Linked DNA regions of Homo sapiens: all the other regions are linked to region 3. The links are chromatin loops, found by intact Hi-C in ENCODE. Cell type or tissue: CD4-positive, alpha-beta T cell. All regions are shown on one strand.

Evidence for each region. Hi-C counts contacts between places; a loop is a spot of excess contacts. Peaks named below come from ENCODE experiments on the same cell type or tissue, not always from the same donor. Only the 100,000 strongest peaks of a DNase experiment are listed, where the experiment ranks them.
Region 1: it touches region 3 in a loop (14-fold over the local background); 77 of 110 quality-filtered maps call a loop at or near these places.
Region 2: it touches region 3 in a loop (4-fold over the local background); 6 of 110 quality-filtered maps call a loop at or near these places.
Region 4: a loop joins it to region 3, with 33 times the contacts of the local background. A loop is called at or near these places in 32 of 110 quality-filtered maps.

Annotation. Positions count from the first base shown.
Region 1 is chr22:40,758,214-40,763,213 of GRCh38, reverse strand. No RefSeq gene overlaps it. Among named protein-coding and RNA genes, the nearest start is that of MIR4766, 53 kb to the left of the region's middle. In CD4-positive, alpha-beta T cell, a CTCF peak has its summit at 2,767 (motif pointing right); a DNase peak (open chromatin) is centred at 2,763.
Region 2 is chr22:40,730,866-40,735,865 of GRCh38, reverse strand. No RefSeq gene overlaps it. Among named protein-coding and RNA genes, the nearest start is that of MCHR1, 54 kb to the right of the region's middle. RefSeq lists a silencer at 4,393-4,551. In CD4-positive, alpha-beta T cell, CTCF peaks have their summits at 2,643 and 2,843; DNase peaks (open chromatin) are centred at 2,975 and 4,185; H3K27ac peaks cover 1,752 bases.
Region 3 is chr22:40,680,740-40,685,739 of GRCh38, reverse strand. It overlaps MCHR1 (melanin concentrating hormone receptor 1), which reads right to left. Exons shown (of 2, transcript NM_005297.4): 2 at 2,928-4,791. The coding sequence ends at 3,812. LOC124905123 (a long non-coding RNA gene) reads left to right here and starts at 810. Exons shown (of 3, transcript XR_007068110.1): 1 at 810-997; 2 at 4,963-5,000. RefSeq lists enhancers at 652-1,347, 1,348-2,043, 3,205-4,158, 4,159-5,000 and silencers at 2,321-2,615, 2,341-2,635. In CD4-positive, alpha-beta T cell, a CTCF peak has its summit at 2,416 (motif pointing left); DNase peaks (open chromatin) are centred at 119, 711 and 2,499; H3K4me3 peaks cover 1,117 bases; H3K27me3 peaks cover 215 bases.
Region 4 is chr22:40,896,567-40,901,566 of GRCh38, reverse strand. All of the region lies in intron 4 of XPNPEP3 (X-prolyl aminopeptidase 3), which reads right to left. Among named protein-coding and RNA genes, the nearest start is that of DNAJB7, 37 kb to the right of the region's middle. In CD4-positive, alpha-beta T cell, a CTCF peak has its summit at 2,264; DNase peaks (open chromatin) are centred at 2,306 and 2,606.

The DNA of each region.
Region 1 (5,000 bases), 77 kb before region 3:
CTTAACCATTTTTAAGTGTAGAGTTCAGAAGCATTTAATATATTTGTAATATTGTTCAACCAACAGCACCATTCATCCTAGAACGCTTCATCTTGTAAAACTGAAACTCTAAACCCATTAAACACTAATTCCCCACTCCCCACCTTCCCCTGTCCTCTGGCAGCCACCATTCTCGTTTCTGTCTCTATGATTTTGACTACCGTAAGTACCTCATCTAAGTGGAATCACACAGTAATTGTCTAACTGTGACTGGCTTATTTCACTCAGCATAATGTTCTTGAGGTTCACCTATGTTGTAGCATAGGTCAGAATTTCCTTCCTTTTTGAGGTCGAATAATATTCCATTGTATGTATATATCACATTTTGCTTCTCTATCGACATTTGGGTTGCTTCCACATTTTAGCTATTGTGAATAATGCTGCTGTGCACATGGGTATACAAATATCTCTTTGAAACCTTGCTTTTAATTCTTTTGGATACATACCCAGAAGTAAATTTGCTGGATCATATGGTAATTCTATCTTTAATTTTTTTTTTTATCTGAGACAGAGTCTTGCTCTGTCACCCAGGCTGGAGTGCAATGGCGCGATCTCAGCTCACTGCAGCCTCCACCTCCCTTGTTCCAGCAATTCTCCTGCCTCAGCCTCCCAAGTAGCTGGGATTACAGGTGCCCGCCACCACACCTGGCTAATTTTTGTATTTTTAGTAGAGACAAGGTTTCACCATGTTGGCCAGGCTGGTCTCAAACTCCTGACCTCAGGTGATCCACCCACCTCAGCCTCCCAAAGTGCTGGGATTACAGGCATGAGCCACTGTGCCCAGCTCTATTTTTAATTTTTTGAGGAATCACCGTACTCTTCCATGGCAGCTGCACCATTTTACGCTCCCACCAACAGTGCACAAGGGTTCCAATTTCTCCACATCCTCATCAACGCTTATTATTTTCTGCTTTTTTGATAGTAGCCATCGTAACGGGGTGTGCGGTGGTATCTCATTGTCGTTTTGATTTGCATTTCCCTAATGATTAGTGATAATGAGTATCTCTTCATTTGCTTATTGGCCATTTGTATATCTTCTTTGGGGAAATGTCTATCCAAGTCACTTGCCTACTCCCTAGTGAGCCAACTCAGAATTTAAAAAAAAAAAGTTATTTGCCTGTTTTTGAATCAAGTGTTTTTTTGTTGTTGAGTTTTAGGAATTCTCTATATATTCTAGATATTAATCTCTTATCAGACGTATGATTTGCAAATATTTTCTCCCATTCTGTGGGTTGCCTTTTTACTCTGTTGATAGTGTCTTTTGATGTACGCATTTTTAAATTTTCATGAAGTCCAACCTGTCTGTTTTTTGTTGTTTTTGCCTGCTACTTGGAAAGCTGAGGTGGGAGAATACTGCTTGAACCCAAGAGGTGGAGGTTGCAGTGAGCCGAGATCACGCCATTGCACTCCAGCCTGGGTGACAGTGAGACTCTATCTCAAAAAAAAAAAAAAAAAGAAACTAGTTGAGTTTTTGAGTTCTTTATTTTGCATTTGTTAGTGTATTAAAAATTATAAAAGATTGGGTGCAGTAGCTCATGCCTATAGTCCCAGCACTTTGGGAGGCCAAGGCAGAAGGACCGCCTGAGCCCAGGAGTTTGACCAGCCTAGGCAACATAGCAAGACCTCATCTCTAGAAAAAATTATCTGGGCATGGCGGTGCACACCTGCAATTCCAGCTACTCGGAAGGCTGAGATGGAAGGATTGCTTGAGCCCAGGAGCCAGGAGGTGGAAGCTGCAGTGAGCCATGATCATGTCACCACCCTCCAGCCTGGGTGACAAAGCAAGATACTGCCTCAAAAAAAAAAAATATATATATATATATATATAATATATATATAATATGTATATATAAATTATATACACACATTTATATATAAATGTATTAAATACATATATAAGGATAATATATAAATTATCCTTCACCTTAAGTCTTCACTGTTTTTAGATATATATTTTATATATATTTAATATATGTTATACATGTTAAATATATTTACATATGTTATATATAGTAAATATATATAACATATTTATATTTTAATTTTTTTATTATTATTTTTTTGAGACGGAGTCTCGCTTTGTTGCCCAGGCTGGAGTGCAGTGGCGCTATCTCGGCTCACTGCAAGCTCCGCCTCCTGGGTTCACGCCATTATCCTGCCTCAGCCTCCCGAGTAGCTGGGACTACAGGCACCCGCCACCACGCCTGGCTAATTTTGTGTATTTTTAGTAGAGAGGGGATTTCACCGTGTTAGCCAGGATGGTCTCAATCTCCTGACTTCGTGATCCGCCCGCCTCGGCCTCCCAAAGTGCCGGGATTACAGGTGTAAGCCACCGCGACCGGCCAAATCTCTTTTTTTTTTTTGTTTTTAGGAGACTGCGTCTTGCTTTATTTCCCCGGGCTGAGTACAGTGGCATGGTCATAGCTCACTGCAGCTTCAAACTCCTGGGCTCAAGTGACCCTCCTGCCTCAGTCTCCTGAGAGGCTGGGATTACAGGCTAAATTATTTTATTAACCCCTTGAACCATGGAGTTATGTTAGGCAAAGTGCATCTGTAGAAATGCTTTATTATTATGATGATAGTCATGGAAATCAAAAGGAAATTTTATGGATTATCTTTGTTGATGTTTTCATTCATAAATAAACTCCCATTTGATAGAAAATGGCTGCATTTGTTTTTAACTTTGCAGTTATAGATATGAAGAAAGCTTTAAACCACCAGAGGGCATTGCAGTCAGCTTCTTATTATAAATCATTATAAATCACTGCTGTCAGAGATGCCTAGTGAAATTTGTTCCCAATTAAACCAGAAAAAGAAGCATTTTTAGGCCGGGTGCTGTGGCTCACACCTGTAATCCCAGCACTTTGGGAGGCCAAGGCGGGCGGATCACGAGGAGTTCGAGACCAGCCTGACCAACATGGTGAAACCCCATCTCTACTAAAAATACAAAAATCAGCCAGGCGTGGGGGTTTGTGTCTGTAATCCCAGCTACTCAGGAGGCTGAGACAGGAGAATCGCTTGAACCTGGGAGGCAGAGGTTGCAGTGAGCCAAGATCACACCACTGCACTCCAGCCTGGGCAACAGAACAAGACTCCGTCTCAAAAAAAAAAAAAAAAAAAAAAGGAAGCATTTTTAGATCTCATAAACAATCTGAATAGGAGCTGTGGCTTGAACTTAGTGGAACACTACCTTGAAGCACCTTTTTATATGTATTAAAGCAAAGAGTGGAGTTGGTAGTACTTTGCTGAAATTGTATTGTTTTACTTTTTTCTTTCCCCAAGCGTATGCCCAAACTTTTAATTTGTCATCTATCATTTATCATCTTTTTTGGCCAAAGAATGAAGCCAAGTACCTCTCCATATCAACAGGTATTGAAGTGCGAGACACAAAAGTTACAGTTTTTGGCCAGTAGTATCCACCTCTTTATGGCCTTTATTGGAGCTAACAGAAACCTGCAAAATTAGGCAGCCGGGCACGGTGGCTCACACCTGTGATCCCAGCAATTTGGGAGACCAAGGCAGAGAGATCACTTAAGCTCAGCAGTTCGAGACAAGTCTAGGCAACATGGCAAGACCCTGCCTCTACAAAAAATACAGGCATGGTGGTGTGTGCCTGTGGTCCCAGCTAATTGTGGGGCCGAGGCAGGAGGATTGCTCAAGCCTCAGAGGCCAAGGCTGCAGTGAGCTGAGATTGCACCACTGCACACTCCAGCCTGGGCAACAAAGTGAGACCCTGTCTAAAAAAAAAAAAGAAAAGAAAGAAAAGAAACATACAAAATAGAATGATCCACAGTTTGTTAAAACTCCCTCGTTCCTGTTCACCATTGGTGGAAGTGCCAACAGGCAGAAAAATGATTAAAAGTCAGAGCAGGAGGTAAAAAGCATTTTGACAACCCATGAATTTAAAAATCAAATCCTCACTAAACAAGTGTTGTTAATGTAAACAGGTAAAACGTCTTTCCACATCATCTGTATTTTTTTTTCTTTTGAGACAGTTTCGCTCTTGTTGCTCAGCCTGGAGTGCAATGGCACGGTCTCAGATTACTGCAACGTCTGCCTCCCAGGTTCAAGCAATTCTCCTGCCTCAGCCTCCCAAGTAGTTGGGATTACAGGCACGCGCCGCCACGCCCAGCTAATTTTGTATTTTTTTTTTTAGTAGAGACGGCGGGGTTTCACCAGGTTGGTCAGACTCGTCTCGAACATGTGACCTCAAGTGATCCACCCGCCTTGGCCTCCCAAAGTGCTGGGGTTACAGGCATGAGCCACCACAATTGGCCCATATCATCTGAAATAAATGTGGTAACTATTGAGGCTTCCTGGTTATAGCTGACTAGAGCTCTCATTGGTCTATATTCCAGGAGCATTTGAGATATTAATTTATTTTACGAACACTTACTGAGTACATTTGTGCCAGTGACTGGCTAAAGCTGTAGCATACAGATATAAACACTGATTATTAATCTTTGTATATTTCTTTGTAGTTCATAAAACAATCTGGCATCCACCCTCTTATTTGGTGCTGCAGACCTCTGAGATGCAGTGGGCAGGTGATATCTCCATTTTATAGGTGTGGAGACAGGTTCCAAATTGTTAAATGACTCATTCATAGTCAAACAGCCAGTAACTGACAGAGCAGGACCAAACAGGTCTTCTAATTTCAAATGCCATCCTTTTTTCCACAACAGCATGCTGTCTTCCTAGAAGAGGTAAGCCTATTACTCTCGATACATATTATATGCCAAAGGACCCCAGGTTAAAAATATAGCCACTCGATGGTTGTGATTGTTTAGCTTAACAAGCAACTTAGCAAATAAGTTCAGAAGTTTGCCAGCACTATTTCTCTTTTCTCCAAAGATCAAAGGTAGATTCAGCATACAGTCAATGAAAGAAAATAAATTGGATTCTTTTTTAGTATTTGGTTGACCTTTACTAAGAATCTCTTTCCGCCGAGTGCGGTGGCT
Region 2 (5,000 bases), 50 kb before region 3:
AGTAGAGACGGGGTTTCACCATCTTGGCCACGATGGTCTTGAATGTGATCTGCCTGCCTTGGCCTCCCAAAGTGCTGGGATTACAGGCGTGAGCCACTGAGCCCGGCCGAGTTATTTTTTTAAATCATCACTGGTTCAAGTAGCAAGCTCCCTGGGTGTGGCCTCAGGAGACCTGGGGTCAAGTCCTATTTAGTTGTTTCCTTCGTTCTTTACTTGACTGTCTGGTGGCTTTTGGCAATTGTGTCACATCTTTGAAGCTTGTTTTCTCTTCTTTTTTTTTTTCTGTTGCTTTTTTAATCTGTTTGTTTTTTGAGACAGGGTCTTGCTCTGTCACCTGGGCTGGAGTGCAGTGGTGCAATCACAGCTCACTGCACCTTGAACTCTTGGGCTCAAGTGATCCTCCCATCTCAGCCTCCTGAGTAGCTAGGACTACATGTATGTGCCACCACACCCGGCTAACTTTTTTCTGTAGAGATAGGGTCTCACTTTATTGCCCAAGTTGGTCTTGAACTCATGGGCTCAAGTGATCCTCCTGCCTCAGCCTCCCAAAGTGCTGCAATTACAGGCATGAGCCCCCACATCTGGCCTAGTTTTCTCTCCTATACAGTGGGTGTTTTACGTAACAATCTTGGAAGGATGTTAGAGGATTCAATTAAATTTAAAGAAATTAAAAATAAATAGCCAGGCGCGGTGGCTCATGCTTGTAATTCCAGCACCTTGGGAGGCCAAGACGAGCGGATCACAAGGTCAGGAGTTTGAGACCAGCCTGGCCAGTGTGGTAAAACCCTGTCTCTACTAAAAATACAAAAATTAGCTGGGTGTGGTGGCACACGCCTGTAGTCCCAGCTACTCGGGAGGCTGAGACAGAAGAATTGCTTGAACCCAGGAGGTGGAGGTTGCAGTGAGCCAAGATCTCGCCACTACACTCCAGCCTGGGCAACAGAGTGAGACTCCATCTGTCTCTCTCTCTCTGTATATATATATATATGTTTTTAAATAAATAAATTCAATAATATGCAAGAAAGTGCAAGAGAAATGAGAATATATTATGGTATAGTAATGGTATTCTTATCGTTTGATCGTGTAACAAAAATCTGTTGCTCTGAGTCCTGATCTGTAAGGGGTTTTGTTTTGTAATCCTCCAGCATATCTCCAAGCTCATTCTGGAAGCACGCCAGGTCCAACAGCTGACATCGTATCACAATGAACAGATAATTGCTTTGTGTTTTCGTTTTTTTTTTTTTTTTTTTTGAGATGGAGCCTCACTGTGTTGCCCAGGCTGGAGTGCACTGGCACGATCTCGGCTCACTGCAAGCTCCGCCTCCCGGGTTTATTCTCCCACCTCAGCCTCCCTAGTAGCTGGGATTACAGGTGTGCGCCACCATGCCTGGTCAAGTTTTGTATTTTTAGTAGAGACAGGGTTTCACCATGTTGGTCAGGCTGGTCTTGAACTCCTGACCTCGTGATCTGCCTGCCTCGGTGTCCCAAAGTGCTGGGATTACAGGTGTGAGCCACGGCGCCTGGCCAGGCTTTGTGTTTTCTATTGGCTGTCATCACAGTCCAGCCTGTTTATTTCCATCTGAGGGAAGCAGATTCATTCTCTTATTGTATCCCGTTCTGTCACGTTCACACTACTGAGTGTCACTTTATTAACTGTAAATTCCAAGGGAAAACATCTCTGTTTCAGCAGAGATCTACATTTCACATGACTAAGTGGCCTTTCTAGGGAGGCCACTCTGTGGTATGTTGCGTTCCCTAAGAGACAGGCTTGTAGCTATAGAAACTGTAACCTTGTGTAGCCAATGGTGTGGCAGGGGTAGCGCTGACTTTGTTGATTTCTTTCTTCTTCACTGTGGTTCAAAATACCTGGGGACATTGCTGAAATAACTGAAAGATGGTTCCCCTTCCCCTACTGCCCCAACTGTGTCTTTTGCCCTTCTGTATCATTAGATGTAAAACTCAGGAGATTTTTTATTTTTATTTTTGAGACAGGGTCTCATTCTGTCACCCAGGCTGGAGTGCAGTGGTGCAGTCTCGGCTCACTGCAACCTCCGCCTCCCAGGTTGAAGCGATTCTCCTGCCTCAGCCTCCTGTGTAGCTGGGATTACAAGCACATGCCATCACGCCTGGCTAATTTTTGTATTTTTAGTAGAGATGGGGTTTCGCCGTGTTGGCCAGGCTGATCTTGAACTCCTGATCTCAAGTGATCCTCCCACCTCGGCCTCCCAAAGTGCTGAGATTACAGGCATGAGCCACCACGCCCAGCAGGACCTGGTATCTTCTAAATCAGAGTAGGATTTTGTTTCACAGGTCCTCGAGATTAGGAAAAGAAATAAGTAAAATAAAATAAAGAGGCCAGACAGGGTGGCTCACAACTATAATCCTAGCACTTTGGGAGGCTGAGGCGGGTGGATCACCTGAGGTGAGCAGTTCAAGACCAGCCTGGCCAACATAGCGAAACCCCATCTCTACAAAAAATACAAAAATTAGCCGGACGTGGTGCTGAGCGCCTGTAGTCCTGGCTGCTCCGGAGGCTGAGGCGGTAGGATCGCTTGAGTCCAGGAAATTGAGGCTGCCGTGAGTGGAGATCATGCCACTGCACTCCAGTCTGAGTGACAAAAAGACCCTGTCTCAAAAAAAAAAAAAGAAAAGAAAAGAAATGAAAAAGAGAGAGAGAGTAAAGGGTGAGAGTGCAAGAGTGGATTAAAAAAAGTAATAATAAAGAAAAAAAAGTTTGACTTTGCTGGAATTGTTACAAGAATGTTGTCTCAGGAAGACAAAACAGAAGGTAAAAGCAAGCAAGGGTGAATGATACTGGCAGGCTGCAGACAGACCGTGTGTCCAGAAGGAACTATTTGCACTTTAGAGAAAGGACACCAAAGAAAGAAAAGAGCAGTAATTCCCCAGGGCTGTGTAAGGGAGGGGAGCTGCCAAATCTGGTGGAGGAGAGTATTACAGTCACTAGGGCGGTGCGTCCTGCCCCGAGGCAGGAACAGGCAGTTTCTTGTTTATTCAGCACACACAGATTGAGTGCTTACTGTGAACCAGGTGCTCCGGCTCAGGTGCTAGGAGGTGAAAGGTAAGTAGGCTCTGCCCTCGCCTCTCACGTTTTGGGGAGGCTGAGGCACAACCTCGGAGGAGTCTGTGATTCCAAGTTCACAAAGCCCGCAGGGTAACTCAATATTGCAAAAGGCTGCTGCAGGCCTGAGACCACAACTGCCACAGCCCTCTCCTCATCTTTTTGACTTGTAAGTAATTGTGACTCCTGCAATCCAGGCTAACAAAGTAAGAGAGATAGTTGTTTGGTCCAAATACTCTTAATTGATCCTATGAAATCCATTTTGCTGTGCAAAGGAAGTTGGGCAATATTCTAGTCTAGGCTCGGCCCACAGAGAATTTATACAAGAATCCTATAAACCAGGCCAGGTGTGGTGGCTCACACCTTGAATCCCAGCCCTTCTGGAGGCCAAGGCGAGAGGATCTCTTGAGACCAGGTGTTCAAGACTAGCCTGGGCAACATAATGAGACTGCATCTCCACAAAACGTTTTTTTTTTTTTTTGAGACAGTCTCACTCTGTTGCCCAGGCTGGAGTGCAGTGGCACGATCTCAGCTTACTGCAACCTCTGCCTCAGCCTCCTGAGTAGCTGGGATTACAGGCGCCCGCCACTACGCCCAGCTAATTTTTTGTATTTTTAGTAGAGACGGGGTTTCACCATGCTGGCCAGGCTGGTCTTAAACTCCTGACCTCGTGATTCTCCCGCCTCAGCCTCCCAAAGTGCTGGGATTAAAGGTGTGAGCCACCGCGCCTGGCCCACAAAACATTTTAAAAGTCCAGGCACGGTGGTATTCGCCTATAGTCCCAGCTACTCAAGAGGCTGAAGTAGGAGAATCACTTGAGCCCAGGAGGTCGAGGCTGCAGTGAGCCATAATCATACCACCGCACTCCAGCCTGAGTGACAGAGCAAGACCCTGTCTCTAAAAAAAAAACCAAAAAGAATTTTATAAGACAAAATATCACAGTAATGTTTTCAGCCTCTTCCCGACAGCGACCCTATTCCATCATTCTGGAGACCCACCTTACAACACCCCCTCCCCACCCTCCTTCATGCAAAGGAAACTGCTGACATCCTGCTTGACAGAGCAGTTTGTGGTTTTGTTTGTGTGTATTTGATTAGTGTTAGTCAGGTGACTCAGTCCCTAAGAACCCGACCTAGTTTTACGTGCACCAGAAAAGGTGTGCTCGAGGCCAGATGTGGTGGCTCACGCCTGTAATCTCAGCACTTTGGGAGGCCGAGGTAGGCGGATCACCTGAGGTCAGGAGTTCGAGACCAGCCTGGCCAAGACAGAGAAATCCCATCTCTACCAAAAATACAAAATTAGCCAGTCATGGTGGCACATGCCTGTAATCCCAGCTACTCGGGAGGCTGAGGCAGGAGAATTGCTTGAACTCGGGAGGCAGGGGTTGCGGTAAGCTGAGATCACACATTCCAGCCTGGGCAACAAGAGCAAGGCTCCGTCTCAAAAAAAAAAAAAAAAAAAAAGCCAGGTGCAGTGGCTCATGCCTGTAATCCCAGCAGGTTTGGGAGGCCGAGGCAGGTGGATCACGAGGTCAGGAGATCGAGACCATCCTGGCTAACGCGGTGAAACCCCGTCTCTACTAAAAATACAAAAAAAAAAAAAAAAAGCTGGGCATGGTAGTGGGCGCCTGTAGTCTCAGCTATTCGGGAGGCTGAGGCAGGAGAATGGCGTGAACCGGGGAGGCGGCGCTTGCAGTGAGCCGAGATCACACCACCACACTCCAGCCTGGGCGACAGAGCGAGGCTCCATCTCAAGAAAAAAAAAAAAAAAGAAAGAAAAGAAAAGGTGTGCTTGTCCATTCACTCATGTATTTGACACATTGATTGAACACCTATGCAAGGGCCAGGCCCTATGCAGGGCTCAGAATACAGGGAGGAAGACACAGTCCCTGCCCCCAAGGGACTGGCAACAGAAGGAATCC
Region 3 (5,000 bases):
TTAATTAATTAAATGAAAACTGATGATTCAGAAAGGAACAAGCAAACACAAACCCAATGCCAGTTGCCGTGTTTGGTGCTCTTCTTGCTTCTCTTGTGAACAGCAATGTGCGGAAGTGGTTCTGTGGACTCACTTGCAACCTAAACTTTGAGGTCAATGTCTCTCAGCTGTGAAAGTCTACCAGGTGCTGGGGGGTAGTTTCGGAGCATAATCCTCACAGTTGGGGAAGAAGTATTTTCTGGGGAGAAGATAAGGCAGCAGTGGATGAAGCACTGGCCAGGTTTGAGGAGATGACTTGATGGGGCCCCCATGGGAGAAACTAATTGTTAAATGTGGGAAGAGGGAAAGGAGCAAAGAGATGGACCGCAGGGTCTTCACCCGCTTCTTGGACTCTGTCTGCAGCTCACAGTGGCCTCCACAGCTCCCCAAGGTTCTGGCCACATCCCCAGGCTTAAGGAAGAGGAAAAGAAAGTTCCCCTCGTGCCTCAGACCCCAGCTCTGCACTTGGTCCACCATCCCCACCAGCGATGTCAGGAAAATGCCTCGCCAGCAACCCAGCGCTCACCTCTGCCTGTGCTTCCCCTCATCCACATCGCAAGTGTGTCCCGGTTACCGCGGAATCAGGCTGGGGAGAGATGTGGTGGTGGCAGCTCCCATCGTAATCCCCCACCCTTTAAGCCTCCCTGCCCCACTTCTCCCCTCGACCACCTGTTCTCCCTAACTCATCTCTCCCCTCCGCCTCTCCCCTCCGGAAGGTTTACATTGCTACCCACCCACTTTCATGACTCCACCCACTCTGCTTCCATTTCAGTTGTTTCAGTGTGGGGTTAAGAGCTGAAGGACAGGATGCCCCCTTCCCCAGGAGCTGCTGGGGCTTTCGCTGGGCGTGTGCCTACCCACCCACCCACTGTGAGCTGTTGACTTGGTGATGTGCATTCCCTGGGAGAGGCCGTCTCACTTGTTTCCTCTCTGGGATTCCTCCTTGGAGTGCTGGAAGGTGAGAGGGAGTGAGGAGCAGGCAGGGGCTGGGGCTGATGGACACCCAGGGAAGCCTTCCAGTAGACAAACCCGATGCAGGAAGACCTCCTTTTATCACGTTTGTGGCTAGGAATTGGGTCTTTTTGGATTTGCCTCAAGGCTTCCCTAAGAATCCTTTTTTCTTTTTCTTTCTTTTTTTCTTTTTTTTTAAATGGAGTTTTCGCTCTTGTTGCCCAGGCTGGAGGGCAATGGTGCAATCTCGGCTCACTGCAACCTCTGCCTCCTGGGTTCAAGTGGTTCTCCTGTCTCAGCCTCCCAAGTAGCTGGGACTACAAGCACGTGCCACCATGCCTGGCTAATTTTTGTATTTTTAGTACAGATGAGGTTTCACCATGTTGGCCAGGCTGGTCTCGAACTCCTGACCTCAGGTGATCCACCTGCCTCGGCCTCCCAAAGTGCTGGGATTACAGGTGTGAGCCGTCGCGCCTGGCCAGAATCTTCTTTTATTGAGTGTGCGTCTAAAATAGATTTCAAGTTACGGGTGGCAGCTGGAGACCCTACTGTTAGTGAGTAAGGAAAATAACCATCAGCTTCTTTACTCCCCAGGTGCTGGGTGGAGGGGAACACAGGCCAGGAAATACTAATGATTGTGATAAAGAGCTCCCCAGGGGCCGGATGTGGTGGCTCAAGCCTGTAATCCCAGCATTCCACGAGGCCAAGGTGGGAGGATTGTTTGGGCCCAGGAGTTTGAGACCAGCCTGGGCAACATGGCAAGATCCTGTCTCTACAAAATATAAAAAATTAGCCAGGCATGATGGTGTGCGCCTGTGGTCCCAGCTACTTGGGAGGCTGAGGTGGGAGGATTGCTTGAATCTGGGAGGTCGAGGCTGCAGTGAGCTGTGATCATGTCACCTGCACTACAGCCTGGGCAACAGGGCAAGGCCCTGTGTCCAAAAAAAAAAAAAAAAAAAAAAGCCGGGCACGGTGGCTTACGCCTGCAGTCTCAGCACCTTGGGAGGCCGAGGCAGGCAGATCATGAGGTTAGGAGATCGAGACCATCCTGGCTAACATGGTGAAACCCCGTCTTTACTAAAAATACAAAAATTAGCCGGGCGTGGTGGCGGATGCCTGCAGTCCCAGCTACTCGGGAGGCTGAGGCAGGAGAATGGTGTGAACCCGGGAGGCGGAGCTTGCAGTGAGCAGAGATCACACCACTGCACTTCAGCCTGGGCGACAGAGCGATACTCTGTCTCAAAAAAAAAGTCCCCAGGACCCAAGGAAGCTGCCCAGAAGTTTTCTGAAGAGGCTCCCTGCTGCAGCTCTGAAGAGGAACAGGCTGTGCTGCTGCCCCTGCTTTCAGGATGCTTGCAGCTTTCTCCCGCTCTCTCAGTAAGGTCTGCTGAGCACTGCACTGACGGCTCCCAGTCCCCTCTCAGTGAAGACACCAAGAAGCAGCAGCCAAGCAGCAGTCGTGGCTGCCTCCCAGTGGCCCCGGCTGTAATCTTCTGTTCAAGGTGCCCACACCAGATCTCAGCTGTAGAAAGCAGAGAGGCTTCAGCTGCCCTAAGAGCTGGCTCTGCGGCTGGTGACTCAGCGGGGGTGAGGGTTGAGGCGGGGGAGTGGGGGTTGGGACTTGGGGCCTGAGGACTCATCACTGATGACAACAAAGCCCAGGGGATTTTGTGCAGAAGACAGGAAGCTGAGTCCCAAGAACAAGCCCAGCAGCAGAACTGCAAAATCTAATGAATCCCCAGTAATTCCATTTATGCCACTGAATCCTCCCTGTGGGTTCAGAAAAACAGATCCCTGCTTCATGCTTCCTAAAAATGCAGCATGAACCAAGATCTAAATTCCACAACCAAGTGACCCCTCTTTCTCTTTTCTGCTGCCCACCTTCCCCGCCCCAGCCCACACCCACCCCCAAGTCCACAAGAACATCCAGAGTGATGTGGGTGGAGATTTTCCTTTATTTGATTTTATTTTGGAGAGGAAGGGCTAGAGCAAAAAGATGATGCCAACACACCGGGCACTAGAATGACCCCTGCACATGCAGAACACACGGACACTCAAGCTGGATTAGTGACTGAGCAAATGTGCCCCGTGGAGAGAATGTCACCAGAGCTGCAAAAGCCCCCCGACCCCAGCTTTTATTAGTTTTAAGACCCCCAACCACACCCACCCCAGGTCTCCTTGTTTTCAGTAAGCAGACCTCCTAGCAAACTGGGCTTTTACTCCTGTGGGCTCAGTGCCACATCCCCTCAAATAAACATGCATCCTCTAGAGCAAAAGGGAAATTGACAGGATGCTGGAACGCCGAGAGATGGGATGCTTTATTTTTCATTATCCACCAGCTTGGGAGAAAGGCCACCTTCCATCGCACCAGTGAGAGGCGGGAAAGAGCGATCGGGCCCTTTCCCGTCTCTCAGGCCTTGTGCAACATGGCCCTGGCTGCTCACTCCAGCCCTGCCTGACTTTAAACAAACCCAGTCAGTACCCTTCCACCTCTTGCCTTGGGAAGAAGACATTTGAGAGCTCACAGATATAGTGCAACCGGTTATCCAAACCAACATGTTCTCTTGCTCAGCTTCTGTTCTATCCAAAGGTCTCATCCTGCTCCCCCAAGGGGATTTCTGATATCTGAAAACCCCAAACCTGACTCCAGGCCTCCCCAGCAACGTGTGAGCCCCATGGAATGTATTTATTTCATTGCAACAACCCCTCACAACCCGGCCTTCCTGCATTTCCCGAGCGGTCTTGGGTTTTTCTCAGCATCTCTCCCGGTGGCGTGTTGTGGTGCCCTGACTTGGAGGTGTGCAGGGTGGCAGGGGAAGTATCAGGTGCCTTTGCTTTCTGTCCTCTCCTCGTCAGCCGTCTGAGCGTTGCTGACAGCGCGAAGCTGCCCCTGGGCTGCAGGCTTCACCGACAGGACCAAGCGTTTGCGGAACGTCTCACAGAGCACGATGTACACAAAGGGGTTGAGGCAGCTGTTGGCATAGCCCAAGCTGATGGCCGCATTGTATAAGTAGACAAAGGTGAGGGTCGGGCGGCTGATGGACAACTGGGTCAGCTGTAGCACATAGTAGGGTGCCCAGCACACAAAGAAGACCAGACAGATGGCGATGGCTGTGCGGGTCACCCTCTTTGTCCGCAGCCGGATGCTGCGCTGGGAGGCGGGGGCCACTGAGGACGTCATGCGCTGCAGGATCCTCACGTATGCGGCTGTGATGACCACAAAAGGCAGGGCAAAGGCCAGGAAAAACTGGTACAGGGTGAACCAGTAGAGGTCAGTGTCTGGGTTGGGCAGGCGTATGCCGCAGCCCACTGCACCTCCTGGGAAGGGGATGAGTCTGGCATACAGCCACACAGGGGTGATGCTGATGAAGGAGAGGGCCCACAGGAGGCAGATCACCAGGGTGGCCACAGAGGGCTTCCGGAACTTCGTGGAAGAGATGGGGTGGACAGTGGCCAGGTAGCGGTCAATGGCCATGGCGGTCAGGATGTAGGTGCTGGTGAACTGACTATTGGCATCCATGGCCGTGATGAGGGTGCACATGGTCTCCCCAAAGTGCCACACCCCATTGCCCATGAGCTGGTGGATCATGAAGGGCATGCCCAGGAGAAAGAGGAGATCTACTACCGAGAGGTTGATGATGAAGATGTCGGGGACGTTGTTGCACCAGTGCAGCTTGGACTTCTTCACGACCGCGAAGATGACCGTGGAGTTCCCGATGATGCCCAGGAGGCAGATGGTGCCGAACACCGAAGGCATGATGATGTTGATGTAGGAGATGCTCCCCGTGCGAGGAGGTGATCCTGGGGACAGAAGGAGCAAGCGTTGGCTGTTTGACATGGGCTTTGCTCTGAGAACTGACATCCTGCTGGCATGCTCAGCCTCCAGCGACCCACCGTTCATCTGGAATCCTCTCCCACCATTCTCCCTCCCTTCACTGTTGCTAATCTTGTCCCTTTTCCCTTCTCCATGAGTTTCCTGGTGAATCCTACCAGAGTGCCCTGAGCCATCT
Region 4 (5,000 bases), 220 kb before region 3:
CCTGTTGTTGAACTGTAAGAGTTCTTTAAATAGGCCCGGCGTGGTGGCTCACGCCTGTAATTCCAGCACTTTGGGAGGCTGAGGCGGGTGGATCACCTGAGTTCGGGAGTTAGAGACCAGCCTGACCAACATGGAGAAACCCCATCTCTACTAAATATACAAAAATTAGCCGGGCGTGGTGGTGCATGCCTGTATTCCCAGCTACTTGGGAGGCTGAGGCAAGAGAATTGCTTGAACCTGGGAGGTGGAGGTTGCGGTGAGCAGAGATTGGGCCATTGCACTCCAGCCTGGGTGAGAGAAGAGTGAAACTCCATCTCAAAAAAAAAAAAAGTTCTTTAAATATTCTAGATACTAGAACCTTATCAGATATATGATTTGCAAATATTTTCTCTCATTCCGTTTTTTCACTTTCTTGATAGTGTCCTTTTAAACAATTTTTTAAAGTTTTTTATTTTAAATTCTTTTTTTTTAATAAAAAGAGAGGAGGTCTCACTATGTTGCCCAGGCTGCTCTTGAACTCCTGAGTTCAACTGATCTTCCTTGCCTTGGCCTCCCAAAATGCAAGGATTACAGGTATGAGCCACCACACCCATTCCCTTTGTTTTTTATTATTTTTTAAGATCATTATTGTTTTGAGACAGGGTCTCACTCTGTTACCCAAGCTGAAGTGCAGTGCTGTGATCTTGGCTCACTGAAGCCTCTGCCACCCAGGCTCTGGTGATCCTCCCACCTCAGCCTCGTGAGTAGCTGAAATTACAGGAACATGCCACCACACCCAGCTAACTTATTTTTGTATTTTTCATAGAGATGGGGTTTTGCCATGTTGCCCAGGCTGGTCTCAAATTCCTGGGCTCAAAAGATCCATCCACCTTGGCCTCTCAAAGTGTTGGGATTACAGGCATGAGCCACTGCACTTAGCCTTTTAATTTATTCTTAAATTAAGTTTAATTATTTTTTTTTTGAGACAGAGTCTTGCTCTGTTGCCCAGGCTGGAATGCAGTGGTGCGATCTCGGTTCATGACAACCTCCACCTACCAGGTTCAAGCAATTCTCCTGCCTCAGCCTCCCCAGTAGCTGGGATTACAGGCACCCGCCACCATGCCTGGCTAATTTTTTGTATTTTTAATAGAGACGGGGTTTCACTATGTTGGCCAGGCTGGTCTTGAACTCCTGACTTCAGGTGATCCACCGGCCTCAGCCTCCCAAAGTACTGGGATTATAGGCGTGGGTCACCGTACCCGGCCTTTTTTTTTTTTTTTCCTAAGGCTGTTTCTCAGTGTGAGAAAAGTACCCTTTGATGTAGAGAAGTTTTAAACATTGATAAATTCTAATTTATCTACTTTTTCTTTTGTTGCCTGTGCTTTCGGTATCATCTTTAAGAATCCTTTGGCAAATCTAAGGTCATGAAGATTCACCCTTATGTTTTTTCCTAATAGTTTTATAATTTGAGCTCTTAAGTTTAGGTCACTGATCCATTTTATTTATGTATTTATTTAATTTGTGAGATAGAGTCTTGCTCTGTTGCCCAGGCTGGAATGCAGTGGTGTAATCTTGGCTCACTGCAATCTCCGCCTCCTAGGTTCAAGTGATTCTCCTATCACCACAGTGCAGCCTGGGAACAAAGGGAGACTGCCTCCCGAGTATTCGGGATTACAGGCATATGCCACCACACCTGGCTAATTAAGTTAATTTTTAGATAAGGTGTGAAGTAGGGGTACAACTTCATTCCTTTTTTTTTTTTTTTTTTTTGAGATAGAGTCTCGCTCTGTCACCAGGCTGGAGTGCAGTAGCGTGATCTCCGCTCACTGCAACCTCCACCTCCCAGGTTCAAGCAATTCTCCTGTCTCAGCCTCCCAAGTAGCTGGGATTACAGGCGCCCACCACCACATCCAGCTAATTTTTGTATTTTTAGTAGAGATGAGGTATCACCATGTTGGCCAGGATGGTCTTATCTCTTGACCTCGTGATCCACCTACCTTGGCCTCCCAAAATGCTGGGATTACAGGTGTGAGCCACTGTGCCCGGGCACAACTTCATTCTTTTGCATATGGATATCCATCTGTCCCAGCAGAACTGACTCATTTTTAAAAAAATTCATCCTTGGTTTGATATGGCACATGCTTTGAAATCATGGAATGTGGAAATGATAGACCCTGAACTTCACGAGCTAGCAAAATGGATTGGGAGGGAATTCTGAATCGCTGGTAGGTCTGCTAAATATTCAATAGTTTGGTTAGTGCCTTCAGTGCTGGCTGAAAGTAAGCTCAGAATCTCTTTTAGATGAGCTTCTTTTTGATCAACAGATGGAGCTCTAACCCAAAGAAACTGGGCTACTATCATTTTTTTGATGAGTCAGCTGAGACCAACCACAGCTAAAATAATTCGAGTGGCAAGTTGACAGCGATGGGTAAAAAACCATGGACATAAGGGGCTATTCAGTGAAGAAAATGAGCCATTTTCTAGACTATTACATGCAATACCCTGAGGAACTCTTTAAAAATGGTTCCTGAGAATTTTAGATCAAAGAACAGTATCTCTCATTTTGAATATTGCTGAGTGAGAAAGGTTTGCAGGGAAACCCCTAGTTTATTAAAATGGATGAAGGGAGGGGCCTATCATATGTATCTAGATATGGGCAACTGTCCTGCCCCTCCCTCATCACATAGTCAGTGCCTCCTGAAGCTACAGAAATGCTGTGGATGCAGACAGTACGGTTCTGGTTGTATGAGGACATAAATGAACTCCATTATGGGATACCCCTCACCCAGGTTATGAATGATACTGTGATAAAAGGCATCCACCAGCATGAACTTCATATGTGACTTTGCTGTTAGATCTCAGGAAGATGTAAAAAGGCAGTTTAAGATCTTTTATCCCAACTTCCTGGATAATAAAAAGATAGTAAGTTTAGGACTTTATAAAAGAAATAAAATCAAGAAAGAAATGGGGCATGAAAAAGAATAAGGTTAGACCCTTAGTTTATACCATATATAAATATTAACTCAAAATGGGTCGGCCGGGCGCGGTGGCTCACGCCTGTAATCCCAGCACTTTGGGAGGCCGAGGCGGGTGGATCATGAGGTCAGGAGATCAAGACCATCCTGGCTAACAAGGTGAAACCCCGTCTCTACTAAAAATACAAAAAATTAGCCGGGCGCGGTGGCGGGCGCCTGTAGTCCCAGCTACTCGGGAGGCTGAGGCAGGAGAATGGCGTGAACCCGGGAAGCGGAGCTTGCAGTGAGCCGAGATTGCGCCACTGCAGTCCGCAGTCCGACCTGGGCGACAGAGCGAGACTCCGTCTCAAAAAAAAAAAAAAAAAAAAAAAAAAAAAAAAAAAAAAATGGGTCAAAGACCTAAACATAAAACATAAAACTCTTAGAAGAAAACATAGGGGAATACCTTTATGACACTGGATTTGGTAATATTTTCTTGGATATGACACCAAAAGCACAGTTAACAACAACAAAAAAACTGGACTTTATAAAAATTAAAACATTTTGAGCATTAAAGGACGCTATGAATAGTAAAAAGCCAACCCTCATAATGGGAGAATATTTGCAAACCATATACCGGATTAAGAGTTAATATCAAAAACATATAAGGAATTCCCACAACTCAACAACAAAAAAATCCAGCCCAATTTAAAAAATGGGCAAAGGAACTGAACAGGTATTTCTCCAAATAAGATATACAAATAACCAATAAACACATGAAAATATGCTGAACATCACTAGCTGTTAATGAAATGCAAATAAAAACTATGAGATGTCATTTCACACTCATTAAGATGGCTAGTACTCAAAAGGCAGAAAATAACAAGTATCGATTGGCAAGAATGTAGAAAAACTGGAACCCTTGTGCATTGCTGGTAGAAATGTGAAATGGTCCATTTGCTGTGGAAAACTATATGGTGGTTTCTCAAAAAATTAAATGTATAATCAGGAGGCTGAGGTGGGAAGATCACATGAGCCCAGGAGTTCGAGGCTGCAGGGAGCTAAGATGGTGCTGCTGCACTCCAGCCTGGGAACAAATGGAGACTCTGTCTCAAAAAAAGAAAAAAAAAAACAACACAGACTCACCACAGATCTAACAATTCTACTTCTGGGTATATACCCCAAAGAACTGAAAGCAGGGACCTGAATAATTATTTGTAAACCCAGGTACATAGCAGCATTAGTCACCATAGCCCAAAAGATGGAAACAACCCAAGTGTCCAATGACAGATGAAAAGATGAAGGAGGCCGGGCACGGTGGATTACGCCTGTTATCCCAGCACTTTGGGAGGCCGAGGTGGGCAGATCACGAGGTCAGGAGATCGAGACCATCCTGGCTAACACAGTGAAACCCCATCTCTACTAAAAATACAAAAAAATTAGCCGGGCGTGATGGCGGGTGCCTGTAGTCCCAGCTACTCAGGAGGCTGAGGCAGGAGAATGGCGTGAACCCGGCGGAGCCTGCAGTGAGCCGAGATTGCGCCACTGCACTCCAGCCTGGGCAACAGCGAAACTCCGTCTCAAAAAAAAAAAAAAAAAAAAAAGATGAAGGAAACATTGTCTATACATACAATGGAATACCATTCAGCCATAGAGGAATGTCATTCTGAAAAATGCTACAACATGAACTTTGAAAACATTTTACTAAGTGAAGTAAGCCAGTTACAAAAAGACAAATACTGTATGATTCTACTTATATGAAGTAATTAGAATAGGCAGAGTCACAGAAAAAGTAAAAGTTACCAGGGGCTGGGAGGAGGGAAGAATGGGAAGTTATTATTTATTGAGTACAATTTCTATTTGGGATGATAAAAAAGTCTGAAAAAAGATAGTAGTAATAGTCACACACAGTGTGAATATACCTAATGTCATTGAATTTCTATTTTAGCCATTTTTAAGACATACACTTAAAAATGGCTAAAATGGTAAATTTTTTTTTTTTTGCAGAGTCTCTCTCGGTTGCCTAGTCTGGAGTGCAATAGCATGATCTCGGCTCACTGCAACCTC